Regions from separate parts of the Mus musculus genome. Here all the other regions are linked to region 5. Evidence: chromatin loops called from intact Hi-C (ENCODE). Cell type or tissue: heart. All regions are shown on one strand.

Evidence for each region. A loop is a pair of places that touch in the nucleus more often than their neighbours do. Peaks named below come from ENCODE experiments on the same cell type or tissue, not always from the same donor. Only the 100,000 strongest peaks of a DNase experiment are listed, where the experiment ranks them.
Region 1: it touches region 5 in a loop (2.1-fold over the local background); 3 of 42 quality-filtered maps call a loop at or near these places.
Region 2: a loop joins it to region 5, with 4 times the contacts of the local background. A loop is called at or near these places in 5 of 42 quality-filtered maps.
Region 3: it touches region 5 in a loop (4-fold over the local background); 9 of 42 quality-filtered maps call a loop at or near these places.
Region 4: it touches region 5 in a loop (3-fold over the local background); 11 of 42 quality-filtered maps call a loop at or near these places.

What each region holds. Positions count from the first base shown.
Region 1 is chr12:117,462,375-117,467,374 of GRCm38, forward strand. Gm31482 (a long non-coding RNA gene) reads left to right here and starts at 3,750. Exons shown (of 3, transcript XR_382010.2): 1 at 3,750-3,924. In heart, a CTCF peak has its summit at 3,041 (motif pointing right); no DNase peak of the experiment used is centred here.
Region 2 is chr12:117,455,489-117,460,488 of GRCm38, forward strand. No RefSeq gene overlaps it. Among named protein-coding and RNA genes, the nearest start is that of Gm31482, 8.1 kb to the right of the region's middle. In heart, no CTCF peak of the experiment used is centred here; a DNase peak (open chromatin) is centred at 2,983; H3K27ac peaks cover 635 bases.
Region 3 is chr12:117,447,550-117,452,549 of GRCm38, forward strand. No RefSeq gene overlaps it. Among named protein-coding and RNA genes, the nearest start is that of Gm31482, 16 kb to the right of the region's middle. In heart, a CTCF peak has its summit at 4,086 (motif pointing right); DNase peaks (open chromatin) are centred at 22, 482, 772 and 2,832; H3K4me3 peaks cover 259 bases; H3K27ac peaks cover 679 bases.
Region 4 is chr12:117,424,583-117,429,582 of GRCm38, forward strand. No RefSeq gene overlaps it. Among named protein-coding and RNA genes, the nearest start is that of Gm31482, 39 kb to the right of the region's middle. In heart, a CTCF peak has its summit at 2,981 (motif pointing right); a DNase peak (open chromatin) is centred at 3,019.
Region 5 is chr12:117,531,112-117,536,111 of GRCm38, forward strand. Rapgef5 (Rap guanine nucleotide exchange factor (GEF) 5) reads left to right here and starts at 2,817. Exons shown (of 26, transcript NM_001373989.1): 1 at 2,817-3,122. The coding sequence starts at 2,907. In heart, CTCF peaks have their summits at 2,862 and 3,603; DNase peaks (open chromatin) are centred at 2,860, 3,230 and 3,430; H3K4me3 peaks cover 1,670 bases; H3K27ac peaks cover 1,417 bases; H3K27me3 peaks cover 696 bases.

The DNA.
Region 1 (5,000 bases), 69 kb before region 5:
AGTCTTGAGTTCCTGCTGTGACTTCCCTGGATTATCATATACAAGCTATCAGGTAAAACAAACCCTTTCCTCCACAAGTTGCTTTTAGTCACAGTGTTAGAGCCCTAAATGGGACAGGTGAGACTGAGAAGACGCCAGTCAACAGAAGATGAGAAAGACTGAGTCAGCGTCTACCTGATACCCAAGGAAGAATCAGGGCAGGGTATACAGACAGCTGTGGGTGGGACAATCACATTCTTGGAGACGCAGTGCAGCTGCTCTGTGTTCCCTGAGGGTACATGTGGAGGTGACACTGAGGTTCGGCATCTTCAACTTTACCCATGGTGCCTGAGGAGAAGCCTAGGGACTTGACCAGGTTTCAGTTAGAGGAAGCCATGGCTCAGGATGAAGTATTTGGTTTGCTTTCAACAAATACCTGGATAATGTCTCAGAAGGGAGACAAAGGTCCGACAACAGAAAAGATCCATTAACAGTATCTCTCCTTTGTTCAGATTTTTAACAATTCTCCTTAATCTCCAGACAGTGTTGGAATTAGTAAGAAGACATAGCAGCAACACAGTCGAGTTTACCAAGTACTGTATCTGACACTCACCGATGCAGTCTATACACACCTTCTCACTTCATGGTCACCACATCCCAGGAGAAAATTATTTCTCCCAATAGTGGAGGGAGATGAGGGTGTCATGGGCTGAACCTTAAATGCAAGACAAGATGCATTCATTTGATTCACCCACCTTATTATTAAAAACAAAGACAAAAAAACCAAAACCTCTCACAACTGAATGCACATTTGCAATCCCTTCACTCAGGACCTGGAGGCAGGAGAATTAAGAATTGTAGGTGTGTCTGGGTCCTTTTAAAAAAAAATTGAAAGGACATAAAAGTCTCACTAAAGTGTTATTGGAAGAGGAGGAGAAAGAGGAGGAGGAGGAGGAGGAGGAGGAGGAGGAGGAGGAGGAGGAGGAGAAGGAGGGGGAGGGGGAGGAGGAGGAGGAGGAGGAGGAGGAGGAGGGGGAGGAGGAAGAGGAAATGAAGTTGGTGTTTGGGACACCCCCACACCACAGACCTTATGGCCAGTGGAGAGATGAGGTTCAGGAGGTGAAGAGTGAAACTTGAGACAGTACCACCTTTGTAGGCACTGGGTCACACCCTCCATGGACTGACCCCTAGTCATGCCCTCCAGGGACCAGACCTTGTGGTTTACTCTTCTTATACACTGAGGGAAGGGGCTTCAATGTGATAGTCCTCATAAGAAAGCTTCGAGGATAGCCATCAAAATTTCCTTGCAAAGTAAGCAGCGCTCCCCCATGGTCTCTGCTTCAGTTCCTGCCCTGCCTCCGCTTCATGAAGGACTGTAAGCTGTAAGATGAACTAAGACTTTTCCTTCCCTACTGCTTTGGGTCATGGTGTTTATCACAACAGCAGAGAATAAACTAAGAAACACATGTAATAATGTAACAAATGCCCACAGAACTATAGTGAGCTTAGGGAGCAGCGTGCAACAGGAACTGTTGAAGACTTCACCGAGCTGGCCCTTTGTGGTGGTTTGAATGAGGGTGGTCCACATAGGCTCACATATTTGAATGCTTGGTCCCTAGTTAGTGGAATGGTTTGGGAAGAATTAGGAAGTATAGGCCTTGTTGAAGTAAATGTGTCACTGGGAATGGGCTTTGAGGATTCATACCCCAAACCTGCTCCAGTCTTTCCGTTGCTGCTCTCTCTGTTTCCGTGTCTCTGTTTCTCTGTCTCTGTCTCTGTCTCTGTCTCTGTCTCTCTCTCTCTCTCTCTCTGTCTCTCTCTCTGTGTCTGTCTGTCTGTCTGTCTGTCTGTCTGTCTCTCTCTCTCTCTCTTTCTCTGTGTGTGTGTGTGTGTGTGTGTGTGTGTGTGTGTCTGCTGCCTGTGAATCAGGTTGTAAAGCTCTCAGCACCAGGATCCCTGCCATCATAGCCATGAACTGGCCCTCTGAAGCTGTAAGCAAGGCCCCAATTAAATGCTTTTTTTTCCTATAACTTGCAGTAGCCATGGTTCTCTTCACAGCAGTAGAGCAGCGACTAAGACATTCTTCATCCCATTGCCCTCAAGCAAATCCATAGCTGAATTCATTTTCTTATTATCCTTCCTTTGTTATTTTATATGGTTTTGTTGCAGCAGTAGCTGCCCAGACCTGCATTACTCTAGATTAAATCTGACCCATGTGGGGGTCTCTGAGTTCTACCAGGCACATTCTTAATGCTATGTTTAGATTTACAAGCAGATGGTATCTACAATGTAGACTCTACATTCTTCTGAAATATGCAGTTTGAGTTTCTGTTTGTGTTGATCTACGTAACTTTCATTTACTCATTTTTTTTAACCAAAACATGTTACCACATTTCCTAAAGTGTTTCATTGTGGTAGACATTGGTGAGATGGCTCTTGTCAGTAAAAAATTGTATCTATGTGAGCACTTCTATATTTGCTGTTCATGGGCAAGAAAACCTCCAAGATGGAAGTCCCACTGTAGCACCCTGTGCAGAGGGTTAGAATTAGAGCACAGCATTCTTTTTTTTTTTTTTTTTTTTTTTTGGTTTTTTGAGACAGGGTTTCTCTGTATAGCCCTGGCTGTCCTGGAACTCACTCTGTGTACCAGGCTGCCCTCGAACTCAGAAATCCACCTGCCTCTGCCTCCCAAGTGCTGGGATTAAAGGTGTGCGCCACCACACCCAGCGGAGCACAGCATTCTTACACAGTCTTACTTAATTTTGATATCATCAGTTTTTTTAAAAATTCTTTTTGGCAAATTTGATATGCTAAAATGGAATTTCCTATGCACCAGGAAGTCTACATATACATTTAGTATAATGAATGGCTTTAGAGGATTTTCTACAACTGGTCTATCCTTGTCTGTATTAATTTTATGGGGTAGCCCACATAAGCCAAGAATATAAGGACAAACCTTGAATCTGCCATCTAAGCTATGCATCTCCACTCAGCTCACATGTGTTTGCTTGTTTAAATTATCTATGTATTAGTGTTTTATGTGCCTGGTGCCTACAGAGGCCACAAGGGGTCACTGGATCCCCTGGAACTGGAGTTATGGATGGTCGTGGAGCACGTGTGAATGCTAGGAACTGAATCTGGGTCTTCTCCAAGGATTGCAAGCGCTCTTAACTACTGAGTTATCTCTCCAGTTACAGCTCATTAATTTATATATACTAATCAATTTGGTTATATACTGGCTGTGTTTTTTAGGCTTATTGTGTGTTTATGCTCATGAGATTTTTCTCATGCTCATGAGATTTTTTTTATAATCTCTGGTGCAATTCTTGCTTCATTTTAATACACTTAAGAAATTAGTTGGGGTGTTCCTGGGTCTTCGCTAAAACCTACAAATACTTTCTTTGTGGGAAGACAGGACCCAGAACTACTGAGTGAATTCATTTGTAAAGTTATAAGAATAGAGTTAAAGCAGGACACAGTGTTACATGCCTGTAATAAGAGTACTCTGGAGGCACATGTAAGAGGATTTTGAGTTTGAAGCTAGCCTGAGCTATGTAATGAGATCCTGTCTCAAAAGCAAGCAAACAAACCTAAAGACAGAAAGAGAAATAAAAAGTACCCATCCTCAGATTGGATTTGAGAAGTTAATTTTTTTTTAACTTTTCTTTTTTTTTTTTTCCTCAAAACTTCTTGGCACAGGATAATGGGGTAAGCCACAGAAATAGTCTCCCACATGTTCCTGAACCACATGTTCCTGTTGAAGTCAGGAGTATCCGTGGCTCACCCGACTTTGTTGACGACTCTCTCATCTCAGTTCCAGATAGTCCTGGAGAGCCACATCAGCACTTCAACCACGCCTGTAGCTTCTGCAGACGTCTTGGCTGCAGCCTGCCTGGCTCAGTCTCTTTAGCACTCAGAAGTAAATACCTCTGAACTTGCCTGGCTGTAAGTAGATCAGCAACAGTACCCACGACTCCCTAACCTCATTCTCGCCTGTCTTTTCCTTTCTAATGTTTACCCACTTGTGCTTTTACTTTCCTTGTTACTTAAAGCCATCTTTCCAGACCTTTGTTCACATCAGCAGTTGATTTTCTTCCTCCCAAAGGACCAACATCAGCGTTGTCAGCTGTCTTAGAGGTATCTCTTCATTCACTCCATTATTATTATTCTTTAAATCCTGCTTTTGATTTGCTTCCATTAACTTTCTTCTTTTTCCTTTGTCTCTAAATGTTCTTAAGTTTTTATTTTTTAAATTACTATTTTGTGTGTCCATATGGATATTTTGCCAGTATGTCTGTGGGTATGCTACATGTATGCCTGGTGCCGAAAATGCCAATATTCTGGTGCTGGGTCCTAGGAAAGAGCAGCCAGTGCTATTAACCCCTCAACCATCTCTCTAGGCCCTATTTTATCATTTTTAATTCATGTGTGTGTGTGTGTGTGTGTGTGTGTGTGTGTGTGTGTGTGTGTGTGTGTGCACGGCTGCACATGCTGCTTGCGGTGGCCAGGAGACAACTTGAGGGAGTCAGTTTTATCCTAAATCTAACTATTTGGATCTTGGGGGTGGCACTCAAGTCACTTTTACATGGCTGTAAGCACTTTTACTTTCAACAATGCTGAATGCTTATCTCCCGGTTGTTTTTTGTTTGTTTGTTTGTTTGTTTGTTTGTTTACTTGTTTTGTACTCTAAAGTGAACCTTTTAAGGGTTTAAATAAATGTTATCCTATCAACGCTCTCCAGCTAGGTCTGTGATGTTGCCACATGACAGTGCCCATATATAAGCTCAGACACCTGTCTGTTCCTCCCTCCCTTCCCAACCTCCTCATCTCGGAAAGGCCAACTCAGTTCTACCAGACAACCACGCCAAACTCATCCCTGCATGTCTTCGCGGTGAAGTCAACCAGGCTAGCGCGCAGCTCAGCCGTCATCACCTTGTGTTTAGCTTGTTGCGCATGGCTGGTGCGCAGCTCTTGCTCTTGTTCCCTGAGCCACACCGATTGAGCCTTCTAAATGTAGACTT
Region 2 (5,000 bases), 76 kb before region 5:
GGGGTGTAGAAAAGAGCAGCCTTTGAACTATGTTGGTGGCAGGTACGTGGATTAGTACAGCAATTATGGAAAAGAGTACGTATTTTTCTCCAAATTATAAATAGAACTATCATATGATCAATCTAGCAAGTCCACTTCTAAGTGTATATATAATACACTAGAACTCAGTATGTCCAAGAGATGTCTGTGCTTCCATGTTACAGTATGTTGTATGATAGCCAGGATGCAGAATGCCCATCAACGCATACATAGGCATGGAGAACACACTATGTACATAGAGTACACTTCTATAGCTCCCTACAAAAGAAGGCAGTCCTGCAGTCCACGACAACACGGGTGAACCTAGAGGACGTTATGCTGAGTGAGATAAGCCAGTCACAGAAAGACAAATACCGTATGTTCTCACAGATTTGAAGAATCTAAAACAGTCACACCCGGGAACAGAGAATTCAGTGCCAGTTGCCAGAGGCTGGGAGAGAGGGAATGAGGAGGTATTGGCTAAAGATATTAACAGTCTTTCCTCATGCCAGCCCTTGAACAAGCCCCAGACATCTACTGCATGACTTACAAGATTCTAAAAAGCAGCTCACTCTAGCTGTTTTTCACATGCAGAAAATGAGGGGGAGAAGCCTTCTGGGGGTAATGAGTGTATCTGTGGCATAGATTCCGGCGAAGCCCCCACAGATGCATAGTCACCTCTAAACTCACCAAGCTGCATGTACTAAACACGCATCACATTTTGTATACCATTACACCCCAATAAAGTCACTTTTTAAAAAAATATGAAAGTATTAAGGGATCCCAATGGAGAACTCAGGGCAAAGACTGAAGGAGCTGAAGGGGTTTGCAATCCCATAGGAAGAACAACAATATCAACCAACCAGAACCCTCCCTTCCCCCCAGAGCTCCCAGGGACTAAACCACCAATCAAAGGGTACACATGGCTCCAGCTGGATATGTAGCAGAGGATGGCCTTATCAGGAGGGGAACCCCTTGGTCCTGTGTGAGGCAGGACTGGATGGATGGGTGGGGGAGCACTCTCATAGAAGCAGGGGGAGAGGGGAGGGGATAGAGGGTGTGTGGAGGGGAAACTGGGAAGGGGGACAATATTTGAAACGTAAATAAATAAAATAACCAATAAACAATGAAAAAATAATGCTCACAGCAGACACATAAGTCTTTTGTACAGGTGATTTAATCCTCTTTGAAACAGTGGATGAAGGATGCTGCTAGACATGGCTAGAGGCCAGGCTAATCTGCCCTGAGGATTACAGAATACCTGGTTCCCCACTGAAGCCTCCCTGGTGAGTGCAGCCTACATAGCCTCATTTCCCTGCCCTTTGCCCCGCATAGCTTTTCTGTGTGGCTAGGGCATGTAATTTGACTGTTTGACTGCTTGTTGTCTCCCACAAGGTTTTCATTGTCTTGCATGGTGCCTCTGGGCCATAAAGTAAAGCCTTAAGCTTCATCACAGAACAATATCGTTCCGAATTGCTTGATGTCGTCTAATTCGGTGGTTCCCAACCTTCCTAATGCTGTGACCCTTTAATACAGTCCCTCATGTTGTGGTGACCCCCAACCATAAGATTAACTTCATTGCTACTTCATAACTGTAATTCTGCTACTGTTGCGAATCTTAATGGGGATATTTTTTGGAAATAGAGCTTTGCCAAAGGGGCTGTGATCCACAGGTTTAGAACTGCTGCTCGGTGCTGAGCATTTGTGAAACAGTTTGGGAAAGATTTATGGGTGGAAAGGTGATAGATTTTGGATTGGACTTAATAGATTTTCTCTTTTCTCAAATGTTTAAAATTAGGAATTAACTTTGAAACTGCTTTAATGTTCCCTTTTGATATTCAGCTGCTTCCTTAGCTAGTGGGCCCCCATCCCCTCACTAACTCTCCCCCCTCTATTCCCCGCACTCACTCTCTCCCCCCTCTCTATCCCCTCACTCACTGTTTTTCAATGGCTTGCTGCTCCTGGTTTATAGCTGCTTCTTCTTACAATATAGCTGCACTTCCTGTCTCTCCTCCTGCTGCATGTAAGAGCCTCATTTTCTTACAGACATTCAGGGCTGAATGGGTCCAGTGGGCAGGTAGGAGTTCTTTCTTTAAGACTGATTGGCCATTCCCACGGGTATATTACAGTCTTAACCTTAGTTGATTAAATTCCCAGTGTTGGGAGATCCGGCCACATCTACATGAGAAGCCTGAAACTGTCAGTCTCTGGTGAACTGAAAGTAGAAATATTTAAAAGTGAATTCCTCACCCACAGAACCAGGCCCCCAGACTGAATTTTCCATTATTGCTCAAAATCCTGTTGGACAGCAGATATTAAATCAATTACCAAAATCTATAATGAAATTTTTGAGAGATGTCTTTTTCTCTCAACTGACTTATTATTCACTGTAGTATTAGCAAGATTTGCAAGGTCAAACTTTCCTCACAACACTTAACCAAAGGAGCATTTTTCCTTAGTTTCTGTGATGTCTAACGTGCCTGTAGGCTCTTCCAGGAGAGGGAATTCTGAGGCTTGGAACTTTGTCTAATTTAGAGAGGGCCTCAAACTGCAAAAATCCATAGACGCCTCCTTTAATTTCTTTATTGCTCCCCCATTTATATTATAATCATATTCTGAGATCTACCAATACTTGTTGCTCATCCTTACTATCCTGGATACTACACTTCCTCAAAACAGGGAGGAAGCAAAAGCTTATGGATGGCCTATACATCCCTCTGACTGGGAATGTGGAGAGCTTTGGTGAGGACACAGAGGGAAAGCCCTCATGGGGTCCATGTGGGATAGGTGGACCTGGCTTTGGAGGGGATGAGACCGGCCCTTGACTTTTGTATGCAATTGGCAGGAACCTGCCTGGGACATCAAAACTTCCTCTGGCTGCAGGTGTCCTGTCCCTCGGCCTAAGGAAGATGCAGACTTGTGGAAAGGCAGCTTCCCGTCGTCCCTTCCCTCCTTTCCTCTTCGTGGCAGGCTGTCTGCCAGACCTCTGGAGTGGTTATCTGAATTCTGCAGATCTTTGGAATGAGATCATTCAGGAAGCCGAATCCCTTTGATAAAAATATCTGCCTCCTTGGCCTTTTGTTCTGGTGGAGGACGACCCTCCTGCTTCTTCTTCCGTGGTTTGAACAGCTGCTGTGAGACAAATGCCAGCTGTGAGCTGCTGTGTGGATCCACACATCCTTCCCCAGCTGCCAGGACAGGGCATGTAGATGGATGTGTGCTCCAATGCCCACCCTGTAAGGTTCCGTGGCACAGTTGGTGAGAAGAGAAAGAATTTAGCCAAAGGTGGTGACCATCCCTGCTGGTTGCCTCTCTATCACACACTGTAGACAAACACATTTATCATGACAAAACCCAATGGCTTCTCTTCTCCAATTAATCTTGGTTGACAACCAGCTCAACCAGTCCTGAGGGCTAACTCTTTCCTGAAGAGGTAGGAGGGAGTAATGTTTTGGAATGGAATTTCTCCTCAGCCCTCAGTCTTTCTCTTCACTTCTTCTAGCAGATTCTCCCTAATTCTCTGTATGCTCTGCAATCTTTTCTACCCAGAAGGAATTTTGTGCAGTAGCCCCAAATTCTTGTGATGTATGCCCTGCTTCCCATACAAATCTCTCTTCCTTAAAATTGAATTGGCTCCACCTGTCCTTGTATTTTTTTTTGAGAGCACAAAACAAAACCAACTCTGCCTCTCTCTGTTGATACTAAGAGGGATCCCGTGGAAGCCATGTCTGTTCGTCTCACCTGGAGATTTTCGTGGCAACTCATTCCAGCTCCTGTCTGTTCTGAGATTCCATCTGTTTACTTTTCCCTACTTCGTGTCTTCTGTTTTCCAAGGGATCATTGGCAGTGTTCAGTGTTTTCTGGTAGCAGATCTGCAAGGCTCGGCTGGCATTTGATCCTCTGAAGATGAGCTGGTGAAGACCTTTGCTCTCTCAGGAAATTACTGTAAGAGATAAGACTCCTAATGTGCGTGCTTTAAAAATCATTGTTAGTGTATATAACCTATGTAGAATACTAAGCTAGCATGGGAAACTATTAGAAAATGTGTCTTCTTTTTCCAAGGGTGAGTCAGGGAAGAGGGAAAAAGATAACAGTGGGTGATAATGGGCACTCGCCAGTTTTGATGCCTCCTGTCTACTCTTTATTCCTCTTGGTAACAGTCCCCAACTTTCACACAGGTTGTAAAGTCAAGGTCCAGGGAGGAGTCCATGGGCACATGCAGGACAGAGCTAAGTAACAAACAGCAAAGCGTTTATTACAGAGGAGTGGCAGGGAGAGGCACTTGCTCCATGTAGGCTACTGTAACCGAATGTTATACACACGACCACTTACACAGTCAACAGGAACCTTTTCCTCACTGTTCTGGAGGCTGGACATCTGAAACCAGGTCACCAGCAGATTCAGTGTCTGGTGATGGTCTGATTATTCATAGATAGCTAACTTCTCGTTCTGACTGTGCATGAAAAAAGGCGCAGGGTTCACTTAGTTTGTTGTTATTTGATTATATTTTTTAAATGAACATACTAATCTCATGCATGGTGCCTCTGCCCTCCATGATCTGACCATCTTCCAAGGCCCCTTCACCAAATGCTACCTTTGTGGAGTGAGGATTCAGACAATGGTGAAGGCCAAGCAGGAATCACGGTGTACAGAGGGGCTGGCATGAGGGAGGCATTATAGCTTCTGAACCTGTAAGGATAGACAAGGAAGAGGTAAATGGAGCCTGGCAAGAGAGTTGGAAGGGTATGAAGTCAGACAGTAGGAGTTGTAGAGTAATGCAACCACTGTGAGAACCATATAACAAGGCACCTCCACCTGCTGGTGTTCCCATGATCCAATCAACTAGAAGCCAGAGAGCAAGGGCTGAAAGGTAATGCAGTCTGAAGAGACAGCCTTAGACACAGAGGATAGCAGAGGTGAGACAAGAGCACCATGCCTCCTTTTCCAGCGTGCTTGTTCTCCAAGGGGAGATCCCATTCAGA
Region 3 (5,000 bases), 84 kb before region 5:
GACTCTGAGGGACGCCAGCTGGAGGGGACAAGGAAGGGCATTTATAGTTTCCTTTGCCGCTGGCTCCTTCAAGCACCTCACACGGCACCAGGAGACGAGATGAGAGAGGGGTTGACACAGCTTGAAGAGTTCAGATATCAGTGGCCTGACCTGAAAGCACAATGGGGTTCGATGCGATCTTGCAGACAAGAGTCTTTGTCCTTGTATGGCTCAACTCTGCTGTTTTCCCAAGAGAACCTGTGCTGCTGCACTTGAAAACAATATGGAAAGATTTAGAAACTCCTTCAGCCCTGACCAGATATTCTCAAACTAGTTAGCCCCACCATCCAGGCGTCTGAGATGAACCTGTGCAGCAGAAACAAGGGCCCCTTTCTCCTCTCTGCTTTGGATCATGGGTCTCAAGCTCGACCAGTACAGTCGTCATTGTGGCTCCCTTGTACCGTGATCCCATCCAACCCGCAGGAAACGCACACCTTACAGGGCAGGCTGTACAATTGCTGGCTTAGTGGGAGCTGTCGTCATGTCCCAGCTCTCGTCTAATAGCTCAGGACCGTGAGTTTCCTGACCGTTTTTACATGGCCGTACTGTGTGCATAGCATAGCTCATCCACACCAAGTTCCTAGGTGAAACTCTTAAGTCTCCAGGGGGAAACCTACGTTTGGAAGGGTTTCGCTTGCTAGCTGGCAGCAAGCCTGAGATCAAAACTTGTTATTCAGAGTCAGAAGTAAAATTCCCGTGAGAGGCACAATCCACCCTATTGTTCTGCCTGGGGTCCTTGTGTCTCCTGTTGCCACGGTCTGCTAAGGCAGCCTCCAGGCTGATGGGACATTTTGTCTGTGGGCTTCCTCAGGATGGGTGGGTGTGATTCCCAAAGACACCTCCCTAAAAATAGAAGAGATTGCATATTTCATTTTACCCCCCCCCCTCTCCTTTTCTCCCCGTGCCAAAGTAGGCACAATAAGGGCACACAGGTAGGGTAACGGTAGAACCAGATCAGCAAAGACATTAATTGCCAGTTTTCACTGGGCCCTGCCCAGCCATGACTCACAGTGCGGAGAATGAGATAGGTGAATGAAATCACGAGTAAAAGGAGGATGTGACTACTCCTAAAGTATGGGGATATTTATTGTAGATAAAAGGGAGAAAGCAGGCAGAGGGAAGAAGAGTCCAGGCTGAACACGGCCAAGGGACCAAACCAGACGACGAGAAGAAAGGCAGAAAGGGAGAGAAAGAGAGTGGACCTGGACCTCAGTAAGAGGTGGCCCGGCCCAGGCCAAAATAGTTGAGTTATGTAGGTATCAGGCTGGGGCAAGGGAAACAGAAGCCCAGGCCCTGGGAGGGAGAGGTTTAGGGTAGGAAGTGGGGTGAGAAGTGTTGGGAGGAGCCACAAGTACCAAAGATACTGGGAAAGCTTGAATGTAAATAAATTATTCTTATTATAAATGTAAATGGTGAATTAATCTGGGGGCTGTATTTATTCACCTCATGCTAATCCCCAGTAACGTCCCAGGGGAAACAAGATTTATTTAAAATAAATAAATTTTATTTACCGTATTATCTGAGCAGTCAAATGATGTGCCTTAAATGTCTACCAATCTGGCTACCTCCCAGCCCCTTCCCACAATACCTGTATATTATTATTGATTTGCTTCTCTTGGACCCCTGTAAGACTCCGGGGAGCCTTAGCTTACCAGGGCCCAACCTGTGGTCTGAGAAATGCTAAGTAGCCCCTCCCTTCTGGATGGGTGAGTGTTTCATGACCTTCCCAAAGTTCTTGAGCTGACCTTTTCACCCCTTCTTCATGGCTCCAATTCCTCCATCTTTCTCACCCATCTGAATCTCCCTCTTTCCTTCCTCTTGCTAGTGGAACATCCCACTCTATTCTCTCTTCTGCCCACCCATTGGGTGGTCAGCATTTATTGATGAGGAAAAGAATAAGTGGTAAGAACAGTTTATACAAACTTGAGACAGGAGATTCTTTTTGTGTGTGTGTGCCTTTTTTTTTAAATTGGATATTTTCTTTATTTACATTTCAAAGGTTATCCCCTTCCCCAGTTTCCTCCCTCCTGGAAACCCCCATCCCATCCTCCCTTCCACCTACCCACCCACTCCCACCCCCCTGTCATCATTCCCTTATACTGGGGCATCTTTCGAGCCTTCATAGGATCAAGGACCTTTCCTCCCATTGATGCCTGACAAGGGCATCCTCTGCTACATATGCAGCTGGAACCATGTGTACTCTTGGGTTGATGGCTTAGTCTCTGAGAGCTCTAGGAGGTCTGGTTGGTTGATAGAGAGACAGGAGATTCTTGATATAAGCATTACAGTGCCAAGTCTGGATTGAAACTAGATATGATGGCAGAGAAATCAGCATTTGAATAACGCAAGGGTAAACTTTATAGTGTACAAAACAGGCCTTCGCTGGGAGGGACTACAGGTACTGAGGGATGCTGGGAGAGTTGAGAGGGGCCACAAGTACTGTGTTATATTGGAAGAGCTTGGAGGGGCTACAGGTAGTGAGACATGCTGGAAGAGCTGGCCATCGTGTTTGGTATGTTAATAGAAATCTCAGTCATTTGTCCCCAGCTCCTGAGACCTAGCACTAGGTACAGTTGACCTCAGGCACTACAGCCCTCTACTCCCACTGTAGTTACTGGGTGGGAGCCTCCAGGCTGCTGCCCTAGCCACCTCCCTGAACTGCAGGGCCTTCTGTTAGCATCCAGGCCTCTGCAGGGGCAGCATCCTATCCTCTGAGAGAGTAAACAGCCCCAGGGAAGCCTCCTTATCAGCAGGGTGTGGAAAGCACCTTTGTTTTCTTGCCTCCTTGAATTGGCAGCTGTGTGCTGTGTAAACAAGCCTGCTTGCTTAGGTCACTTGTCCCTAGGAAATCCTGGTTCCAACTCAGAGTCTATCACCTCTGGGGCAGGAAAGAAGGGTTTGGGAGCAACTTTCTCTGCTGCCACCTTTCCACCCGCATGGTTGGACTTGGCACTATTACTTTCTTTCTGTTTGTTCACCCCTTCATCTTTATTTATTCATTCAAAAAACATAATTGAGGACATTTACCCAGGAAAAGTCGCCTGAGGATGAGGGTCAGGAACACAGAATTCTGAAGTCAGGCTCCTTGGCCTCACATCTAAGGTTAAGGCAGTCTAGAACACAGGACTGTCTTGAATCACACAGGTCTTCCCCATCTCATTTTTCTTACCAGGAAATGAGGTATTTAGAAGTTAATAGAACTGCAATAGTTAAGCAATGCCCTGCACATACAGTAATTGCACATAAATCAGGAATAGCAGATCCTGCTCTCAGGAAAAATTCAGGCTGTGAGAAAAGAGTATGAACAATGGTGGCACAAGCTCATGGGCTGTGGCTAAACTGGTGGGCTGTGGCTAAGCTGGTGGGCTGTGGCTAAGCTGGTGGGCTGTGGCCGGATAAATTAGAGCATAACAAAACTAGTAAGAGTGTTACGGGGAGCTCACCAGAGAAGACCACTCAGAAATAGTCTTAGCCGATTGAAAGTCCTTATTCCTGTGGGCTGGGACTACTACTTAGGTATTCAGGACCCCCAAAACACACATCCTGTTATCTTGCAGCTACAGGGGGTGGCTTTGCCCAAGTGAGCAGCTTAACAGAAGCTAAGATAAACAGTTAGCTGGAAGGGGAGGTTTGCAGGAACAGGTAGTTTAACAGAAGCCAGGATAATTATCTGAGGCATCTTGATCTTGGGGTCCTAGAATAGAATAGTTGGGCAATTTTCCACGGAATTCTCCATCAAGGAGAACAAGTTCTAGTTAATCCTAAAATGGCTTCAACAATAATATGAGTTGGAGGAAACTCTACATTGTCTTGCCGTATCATAAAACTATTTACAGGATTCACATTCTACGATTAATACATTTGAAACTGATCCTTTTCTATGAGCCAACATATTTTTAATTGAGGACATACTCTCTCTTCATGTGCTGAATTGTTTAATAAGCGCTGAGTAAGTAAGGCTGACTAAAGGCTTTAATTTTTTAAAAATTATTTCTGTGCATGTGAACCTGTATGTAAATCTCTTACATGCAATGCCAATGGAGGCCAAAAGAGGGCGCCAGATCCACTAGACCTGGAGTTATTAGTGGTTGTGGGGTGTTGGAAACTAAACCCTGATCTGCGACGACAACAGTCATCCTGCTGTTATGTTCTGAGCCCTGAAGGCTTTTCTTATTTCTCATGTTTTCACATTGAAGCATGCCACTAACTTCTGCCAAAAATTTTTGTAGGGCATGTCTTTTGTTTCCAAGCAGAGCCTCTTTATTCAATACACATTTTATGAGGTACAACTTGTCAAATGATTTCCATTTATCATGTGTATGCTTCCCTGAAGTCCAGTGTGAGATTTCAGGCCCTTTCAATGATACTTACCTTTCAGCACAGAATATAAAGCAACTCAATTAAAACAGAGGGCCCTCACCAAATTCTTTCTGGAAATCAAGGCATTACAGTACCCACGGTTAAATTCATCTATCTCTCCCATTGAATTGATAGAGGTGATTTTAGTTTGTTTTCTGTATGCTTTTTATAATTGTAATTCGTTAAAAAAAAACTTATTCAGTCTGAAGTCTTTTGTATTCTGTCTTTTGATTAATTAAGATATTCCAACTAATTTTCACCAAAATGCAAGTAATTCTGAAGGGACTATTCCAACATAATTTGAGTGTATTATAGGATATGTTAGTGTGTATGTGTGTAGAAGGACTATTCCTGCTTTTTTGATGACTGATTTTGTTTCAAGGCAAGCCATTGTGTAATTAATATAAAATCTGACATGAGAATTTTGTGCTTAAATTATTTTGTTTTTATCTAGACATATTTGTAATTTTTTCCTACAATGGCAGTCACTATTTCCTTGAGTAGCATATCACGGTGGTTTGGGCACAGTTAAAAATTCTGTGTTCTACAAGCATTTCCAAGTATGCCCCGTAGCTTCCTTAATTTAGCAAGAACTCTGTTTT
Region 4 (5,000 bases), 110 kb before region 5:
CCTTGATAGTTTCCCAAGAACTGTTGAGTTCCTTGGAGCTTCCTACTTAAGAATGGATCATGACCACGTTGGATAAAATGGGCATGGGGCAAGTCTGAACTAAAGGAAAATATCTCATAAAATCAGGAGTCTTCTGGAATGCTGGCAAGAGCTTAATTGATTGGAAGAACCTGTAATTATATCCCCTCTCTAGTCCTTTTCAGAGCTCAGGTAACCGCAGCTTCTCCCACCACATTTTACCATGTCCCAGGAATACAAACTTCCCCTGCATTCACCTTAGAGTTTATGGTTCTTGCAGCTGCTCTGTGAGGGAGGTGCTGTTCCAGCATGTTCTTGCTCAGGACACCACGGCAAGTTGCTCAGGATCTCATTGCCAGCAAGTGCAGGGTCTGGGTCAGGCTGTGTATGTCCCGAGTGTGTACTTCCAATCCCTCCATGGCTCTGCCCTCAGTTGGAAACATAGCTCACAGTTGTTTTGCTTCTGGAATACATCATGTGTTTCCAGTAACCGAGGTTTTTGATGTCTCTGCTTTGCTAACAGTATCCATTTGCTAAAGTGGCTGCAACAAATGCCAAACTAGGATTTGTTTCAGAATAACAGATTACTTTAGGAAGTCCAAGATCAGGGTATAGGTAGGGTTGGTTTCCTCCAAAAGCCCCGTGGGAAGGGTCTGTGGCCAGTTTGCAGAAGGCTGCCATCTTGCTGCCTCTTTGACACTCATCTGCTCACACACTCTTATCTCTGTACTTCAATTTCTGCTTCTTATAAGTATGCCAGTCATACTTATAAAATTGGATTAGAGTCCACTACAATGGGTTAATTTTTAACATAGCTGCCACTGCCTAGGTCCTTATCTTCAAACACAGCAGCCTCTGTGGTACTGGGAGTTAGGACACTACCGTGTGAGTTTAGAAGAGGGCACAGTTCAGCTCAGGCCGTAGTACCTGAACGGCTCATTGACACGGCTCACCGGCTAATAATACCAAAGAGCACACAGCTGAACGCAGGTGTCTGATCTGACACATGAGTTAGCAGAGCAGACCCTCAGTAAGCCCAAGAACAGATGTCCAGACAGCAGTCTGGGGACAGAAAGGGGAAGCGGGACTGAGGTAATGATCTGAACTGGGGTCTCCAAACTTCCTGGGGAGGTTCTGGAGCTAATGGAGCACTGAGTTCTCACTGCAGGTGATAAATCTTCCTAATAGCGCTTCTAATGCAGTGCTCTACATTTAAATATTTTAATATTAATTTATTCTAATGCTACCTCAAGTGGGTAATGAACACCATCATCCACTGAATTAAAGAGAAAGGAGAAAGATCATAAGCAAACCCTCATGAATTCTCTGCTCCAGGAGAAAATCCAGGCGGAGTGAAAGAAATCCTAGACTCACTCATTTCTCCTTTAAGCCATTAATAAATGACACTTAGAAATGTCATTTATAAAGTAATGGTAGCAGATGTAAATGGTTCCAAACAGGTTACCATTGTGAGGAAGGCAACCACTTAGCTCGTAGTTCGCTTCGGCCACCAACGCAGCACAGTCACGGTAACTGGTACCTAATGTTTAACATGCATCTGGTACGGTCCAACACTGTACTCAGATCATTTCATTTAGTGAATGCTTCTGTAGCCCCAGGAGCAGGTGATTATAACCCCATTTAACAGCCGAGAAGATTAAGATCCCAACACTTAAGACAGGATTTAACTCACTATTGCAAGAAAGGGTCTTCCAGTTTGAGAATATGCGCTCTCACAATAACCGATTGTCCTAACAAGAAAAATATGCCGGGTGTGGTGGCACACGCCTTTAATCCCAGCACTCAGGAGGCAGAGGCAGGCATATTTCTGAGTTCGAGGTCAGCCTGGTCTACAGAGTGAGTTCCAGGACTACACAGAGAAACCCTTTCTCAAAAAAACAAAAAAACAAACAAAAAAAAAAAACAAAACAAAAAAGAAAAAGAAAAGAAAAATAGACTACTCCTGCATCAGAGCTGGCATCAGAGAGCCTACAGCAGATAGGCTATCGAGGAGCCTGCAGGAGAGCCTGTAGCAGATCCTGCTGCTCTCACAGTGGGGAGCAGAGCATGAGGGCTGAACCTTCAGAATAATGAACAAAGACACAGAGCTGGCAAGACCAGTTAAAAGCTAGAGGAGTGCTGTCCCTGAGAATTCACTTAGGTACTGGGAATCAGAGCACAGAGCATCCTCATCTCAAGACTGCTGGGGGCGGGGGAGGGGGTGGGGGACAGGGAGGGGGACCTGTAGCTCTGAGAGTGAGGGATAAGGCTGGTACTTGCCATACACGTGTGAGGCCCTAGCTTCAATCACCAGCACTCCCACAACAGAACACAATGAAACTGAACTGGAAACTGACATGACCTCCTTCAAGGCTACCTCCTTCAAGGCTACCAGTGCCCATATTAACACCTATGTTGGATAGTAAATAAGTCCTTGAAATCCAGGGCAGAGGTATAAACTTCCCCATAGCTGGGCATTCAGTGTTGTGGAACTATCAGAGCCAAGAAAGAAGGTGGTCTCCCTGGCCAGTTGCCATTAGCAAGCTAGCCCTCTATGGCATTTGCCAGTGTGCTGCCTCCCAGGTCCAGATACATCTTTCTATATAGGCTCTGAATAAGGAGCATGGTTCTTCTAAAGATTCCTCCTTTAAAGTGAACAAGAAAATGTATTGGCCAGACATGACGGCACACACCTATAATCCAAGTTGTCATTGTCAAGGGGCATGGGCAGGAGGATTGCCACGTATTCAAGGCCAGCTTGGTATAGATACACAGCAAGTTTTAGGGCCTCTGGGGGCTACACAATGACTCTCTCTCTCTCTCTCTCTCTCTCTCTCTCTCTCTCTCTCTCTCTCTCTCTCTCTCTCTAAACCTTTGTATTTTATTTATAATATATGGATACATACAGTAGTTAGGAAGAAAACAAGTGAGCAGAAGTAATACTCTGGTTCCAGTAGAGGGCACTAGAGGGCCACTGCTGGGGGAAGAGGCTCTTCAGTTTCTGGGTGGCCCTGGGATTGGTGGCCCAGGTAGAGAGCAGATAGAACCTGCCTTGGCTCCAGAGCATGCCCCCCCTTACAACTTTGCAAACTCATCCTAGCAGTAACCTCTCCTTAGCTGTACTGAAGAACAGCGCCCCTACCATCCTTGTCCACCAGTGAGATCCCACTATGCTCATGTTAGCAGCCAGTGAGATCCCACAATGCTCATGCTATCAGCCAGTGAAATCCCACCCTGCTCATGTTATCTATCAGTTGATAACATGCAGTCTTGACAGTGGTTATGATTCATCCTGCAACTCCAAAGATGAGGCCCCACAGAAAAATCTCTCTGGTGTAGTGGCTAAGCCATTCTTAACTAATCTCACTGCCAGCCTGAGGATGCCATGCAGGATTCTCTTCTATGTCCATAGTCCTTATTCCCTAGCGAATAGTTCATAAACTTCCCAAAAAAAACAACTGTAGCCAGAACGGTATAAACACTACTTCTTGGATCGATTTGTGCTGTCATGGTGGTAATCTGCAATCTTCCAGTTTGCATGCTGACTCTGAAGACAGTTTAGATGGAATTTGCCGCCATCTAATCCCAACCCTGGTTATATTTATGATATGCTTTCAGTCAAGATTTGAGAGCACTAGATCCAACCAGCACCATCTTAATTTGCTTTTTGTTGCTGTGATGCAGACCATGACTGGTGGGGGAGCATTTATTTGGCTTACAGGTTAGATATAGTCAGCCCATCAACAAGAAGAGCTGAGGCAGGACCTGATGAAGCCATGGAGGGATGTTGCTTACTGGCTAAGTTTGCTTTTTTATACAACTCACAAAGCCAGCTCAGAAGTGACACTGCCCACAGTGGGCTAGTTCATCCTACATCAATCACTAATTAAGAGCATTTCTGACAGGCTTGCCTATAGGCCAGTCTGATGGAGGCATTTTCTCTTTTGAGGTTTCTCTTCTCAGATAACTCTAGCTTATATCAAGTTGGGAAAACAATAACAACTACTACTATTACTACTGCTGCTGCTATTAACCAGACCTGTACCCAGGAGGCAAAGGCAGGGGAATCATACATCTAAGACCAGTAAAGATGGCACAGTGAGACTCTATCAACAAGAAAAGAACAGTAACAAAGCCACGAGAGATGAACGCAGAATGAAAAGCACTTTGCAAAGCAGCATGATGCTCAGAGGATGTGGGGCTGCATTTGGAATGGGTGAGTACCCGAAGGATGGTCCTCAGGGATCAAGAACAGAAATGGTATGGGTTCAGAGGTCAGCAGTTGAAGAATGTGGGCCCAACATGGGAAATGTGACACAGTCTGGCTTGCTTCCTTAGCAGCAACAGCAGCAGAAAAATGTGTGGAGAGTGCCCAAACCAGAAGGCACATAGAAGTCACTTACAATTTTTGTCACATTTAGCCATTTTTTTGTTGTTGTTGAAACTGGCATTTTCAGGATAAGAGAGAAAAAAATGAAAAGACATCTTTATTCAGGTCACGCTGTCATGTCACCTACCAGAACCTGGGGCATTTTGCTAACACAACATATTTTAAAGTGATTCCTTTAGATCGAAATTGAAAACTTGAAACTGTGTTCAAGATGCAGAAAAGAAATCCAGAGACCGTTTCTGGCCTGTCAGGTGTCCCCAGCTTTCTCTTACTCTACTGGTCACAAAATTAGAGACATTTACTAAACAAATGGGCAAATAGTCTAACACTTGCAAGCTGTGGTGTTCTACCGGTAAAATGGAAAACAGAAGTTGTGTGGACATGTGTCATCTGTCATGCCAGCAAATCTGCTTCAGAGAGAATGCAGACAGCTCAGCCAGCGGGAGGCGACACACCAGGGCCACGGGACAGTCCACACGTGTGCCTACTCTACCTCCCTGCTTTCTGTTCTAGCCTTAGCTTTGTGGGTGACATCTCAATTCCAGTTGTGTGACATGTTCTCCAGGTGTTTATATACCAAGGACCAGCTACC
Region 5 (5,000 bases):
AGTATATAGAATGATTATGTAGAATGTTGGAAGGCAACAAGCTCTGTGAAAGGCTTGGGAAGGGCTGTGGTTTTATATCACACGGTCATAAAATGCTTCCTTGAAATGGTGACATTTGAATGTAAGAAATGGAATGGTCTGGGCGAGAGAAATCTCTAGGATGTGCCATATTGGATAGCCAGTGGCCATATGCTGCTGTCTAAATTTATATAATTTAAATTAAATAAAGTTAAAAACCTAGTTCTTCAGTCACACTTGCCACATTTCAAGTGCTCAGCAGCCACAAGTTTCAAAAGGCTGGAAAAAAAAATCCCTAGAATATTCCTTTCAGGATGCAAGCGCTGTAGCATAGCATTACAGAAGGGTGGTACTCCGGGCAAAAGGCAAGGAGAGGGTGCTGGGGTGGGCTTGTCTGAAAGGAGTGGTGTGAATTTTCTACTAACAGATTCCTGCTCTTTCTGATATATCGTGTGTGTGTGTGTGTGTGTGTGCAAATGCACGTGTGTAGGTGAATATCCTTATGTGTGTGCATGCATGTGGAGGCCAACCCTGGCTGCCAGTTCTCAGGTTCTTTTCATACTTGGATTTTTTTTTTTGTTGTTGTTGTTGTTTTTAAATATAGAGTCTCCTACTTGCCTGAGCTTACCCCTTTAGATAAGGCTAGCTGGCCATCAATTCCCCAGGGGTCTACCTGTCTTTACCTCTCCAGCCCTGGGATCAAAAGAGGTGACACTAATTATGCCCTGCTTCCTTATTCTTGTTTGCTTGTTTGTTTGGTTGGTTTTGAACATAGTTTCTTAGGATCTAACTTGGGTCCTTGGACTTGCAAGGCAATCAATCACCTTAGCAGACAAACTACCTTCCTGGTTCCCACCTGCTTACTTTTATGCTAAGTATGTGTGGCCTTTATTATTTATTACTTTAACCTAAATAGACTTTTCAAAAGTCCTTATTGATGTTGTGCCTTAGATACATGGCATGGCCGATTCTATAGACTCTATGGTGTAAGTTTCAAACTCCTAAATCTTATATTGAAAACTGTGAATCTGTGAATCTGTGAATCTAGGATTACAGTGCAAGCCTGTAATCCTAGCACTTGGAAGACAAAGAAGGGGTGCCAAAAGTTCAACGTGATCCTCGGCTACATACGGTGCTCAGGTCGGCCTGGGCTACAGGAGACTCAAAAAAAAAAAAAAAAACAAAAACAAAAACAAAAACAAAAACAAACAAAAAGCCAAAGGAAAAAAAGCTGCTTGAACATGTGTGAAGACCGAGAATGTCAACTAGGAGACAGAACATATGCGATCTCTTCTGTAGCGGAGTGAAGTCATAGATAATTCAAATGTTACTTCTCAGGGATGATATGACTGGCAGAAGGCCCCACAGATCAGAATGTTAACTAGGAGTGTCCTGGGAACTCCTTGGAACCAAGTACCAACCCCTTAGCTGGCACATTTTAACCTAAAAATCAAGAGACTGATGTTAGAGATACAGATGTAGAGTTTCATTCTTGGATAAATCTGCATCACAGACATTTGGAAACCATAACAGACTATAGAGCTCATTACTGACTCCTTCTCAATAAATGTACATAGGTTAAGGGGACAAAATGTAAGTCTTCTGCAGTAAGCGGACAACACAAATTCTATTTCCCCCGACTTCTTCATTATGACATCACCCTTCTCTAACAGGACATAGCCTCCAGGTCCAAAGGCTCCCTCTGGCCCTATGTGAGCCACCTAAGAGTTTGAAATCACAATTTCAAATCTCCTTGAAGGGCTCTAAGCTTTAAGACATTGTGTAAATTTCTTGGCCTGGCTTAGGTTGCTCTTCCCAGGAGGTTTTAGTATTTACATTCACTTGATAATTAGCAAGAGTTTAGGGACTACCTGATTTCCTCTTAGTATTTATCTACATCAGGCTGAATTTCCCTTTTCTTAAGGGCAAGATCTCCACTCTCCCTACTCGGCCACATTTCCCGTGTGCACTTGGCCAAACATCTGCTGTGTGAGATAGTAACCTTGTCAAGGATCCTTACTTGTCATTTTAAAGGTTTTTCAGATCTTTGGCGGTCATAGGTAAAGAGTGGGTCTCAGCGTCCTAGTGCTGAGGGGTTAAAGGCCTTGTTGAAGATTCACAACCCCTTGGAGTTGAAGGCCTTCCTGGAATGGTTTCCACTGAGCACTCCACAATTCCTACCTCCTGGAATTGTATAAGCAGTGATTCATGCTGCGCTAAGCCTTTACAGTTTACCAAGCACATTCACCAGACACAGAAGGCTTCCAGGGAGGTCAGGTTCCAACATGTCAACAGAGATTCATCTTCGGGCCACCAGACTTGCACCTATTTTACTAAGCACCCATCAAACCCAACTAGTTTTCTCCGCTCCCCCTTTTATGAGGAGCGCGCCTACCGACCACTGAGTGGGCAATGTTGTCCCAAGAAACCAATTCTGAACATTTTCTAGGATACCGACTGTGCTGTGGGGCTAGGCTAAGCGCCGGAGGGAGGAAGACCTCTGAGCCTTCTGGGTCGCAGTCCAGGCCACTCCTGGCTGGAGCAAAGGGACTTTTTAGACTCGGGGGAATGGGTCCGGGAGGAGGTTTTTGGGAATGGCGCACCTATGCAGGCTCAGAGCACTCGCCGCTCCAGGGCCCCTTCCGCGGGCGGTGGGAGTGTCTCAGCCGTCCGGAGGTGAGCGGCGGGGCGGGGCGGGGAGCACCTGGGCGGGGCCGGGGCGGTGCGCGGGGCCGAGGCTCCCAGCCGGGCGCGCGCCAATGGGCAGCGGCTGGCAGCGCGTCCCGCGCCTGAGCCGCAGTCGCGCCCTCTCGCTGCCTGGCGAAGGCGCGGAGGCGAGCGCGGAGGAGAGCAGCCGCGGGCGCCGCCGCAACCGTCAGGGCATCAGGATGGCGGTGGGCTCTGTCAAGATGCAGCCGCCTTGCGAGAGTCCGGCCCTGGCCTCGGCGGCCCCGGCCGATGGCCCTCTGCGCCGCAGCCCGAGCGCCCGGGAGCCGGAGCGCGAGCCGCCCGCCGCGTCTCTGCGGCCGCGCCTCAGGGACCTGCCTGCGCTGCTGCGGAGCGGGCTCACGCTGCGGAGGAAGCGGAGCGCCGCCGGCGCCCGGGTGAGTGGCCCGGGCGCGCACGTGGAGCCCTCGACTGCCCCGCGGGCCCGCCACGCCGTGGCTGGAAGTTGGGGAGGTGGCGGGACTCCGCTGGAGCGGGGCCTGGGACGTCGGGGTTAGGGGGCGCCCCTCGGGCTGCGACGGCCACCCTTCCCCCTAGATGCACCTGAGCGCACCCGGGCGCCGGGGCATCGCAGGAAGAAGGGCTGTTTGCTGCTTTCTGTGGGGAAGCTGCAGGTGTCCGGTGACTGAGTCAACCAGCCCCGTCTCACAGAAAGTCTTAGGCCTCCCGCAGGTCCTGTTTGCAGGTGGCCTGCGACGTGCGTGCTTGTTTTGGAAGACTCAGCAGTGTCTGGGCGTCGGGACTGCCCTGGCAGCCGCCACTGCTGAGGGGGAGACTTAGGAGTTGGAAGAGCTTGGGTGAGCTGCTAGCGCTGGGAGCACTCAGTACTCCGGGACGCCCCCTAGAGCGGGAGAGGGTCGGACCCCCGGGAATCTCAAATATCGACTTTCTGATGGTGTGTTCAGATATGACTTCCTGGTGAAGGAGCATTCCTTGTGTTGTAAGTGCATCTCACGACCTGAGCAGGCCAGACATGTTTTTTATGTTAAAAGGAGGGCCTGCTTGTCATCCTGGTGATCCTCAAGCCACTCAAGAAAGCCCCAGTAAGCTCTCACTGACTTCCTTCCTACTCAGCAGAGCTTGGGAATACCTTGGTACATCCTACTCATACTTTTTTTAAAAATTATTTTTTGATTATTATGTAGTATTTACTGAAAAATCGTAACAATGGTGTGATTTTTTTTTTTTTTGACTAGAAGTCTTAGTTATATGTCATGAAAGGAGACAGTAGTTGGAGACTCACAGCTCCTGTGATGTTATTGGCTTGCGGAAACCTAAGGGCTGAGGAAGCATTTGTTCTGTCGTGGCTTCCTATAGATGGGCAAGGATCTGAATTGCTACAGTTCTTGTTCTCCAGGCTGTGTTTTCCCTTTCCTAGGTATTTTCTTCTTCGGTGCTACCTTAAAGGATTGTTCTTAGGATTCTCTCATGCAATTAGATAATTTTTAAGTCAGCCACCAGGAAAGTTTTAGAATTGCCCACACAGTAATCATGGTTTTTTAATTCACGTTACATTCCGCTCACTGCCCCCCCACTTCCGGTCACCTCCTCCTACAACACTTCGCCCCTCTCCTTCTCTGAGTGGGTGGGCTCCCCTGGTTTTTTTCCCTACCCTGGCACATCAAGACTGCAGAGCTAGGCACGTCCTCTCCCACTGAGGCCAGACAAGGCAGTCCAGCTAGAAGAATATAGCCCACAGACTGGAAACACTTTTTGGGATAACCCCCTCTCCAGTTGTTTGGGACCCATGTGAAGACCAAGTTGCACATCTGTTCCATATGTGTAGGGAGGCCTAGGTCCAGCCTGTGTGTGTTCTCTGGCTGATGGTTCAGTCTCTTGAGAGCCTCAAGGATCCAGGCTAGTTGACTCTCTTGGTCTTCCTGTGGAGTTCCTAACCCCTTCGGGACCTCAGTCCTTTCCCCTACTCTTCCATAAGAATCCCTAACTCCATCCACTCCACACAGTAATCTTGATGTGTGGTGTATAGGATTGCTTACAAAGAAAGGCAGGAAGTGTGTCCTCAAGATAGGGTGGCTAAATAAACACAAGACCCAGAATTATAGACTTTGCAAGAATCTAGGAGAAAGTAGGTCAAATTGTGTTCCTATTATCCTTGACAGTTACTTTTCCACGGCACAGAATGCTGAAGACATGGGCAGCCGGGAAGTCTGTGACAGGAATTGTCCACAGATCCATCTGCAGCATTCATCTACACAGGGACTCTAGTTTCTTGCTGCCTGGGATGATGATGTTTG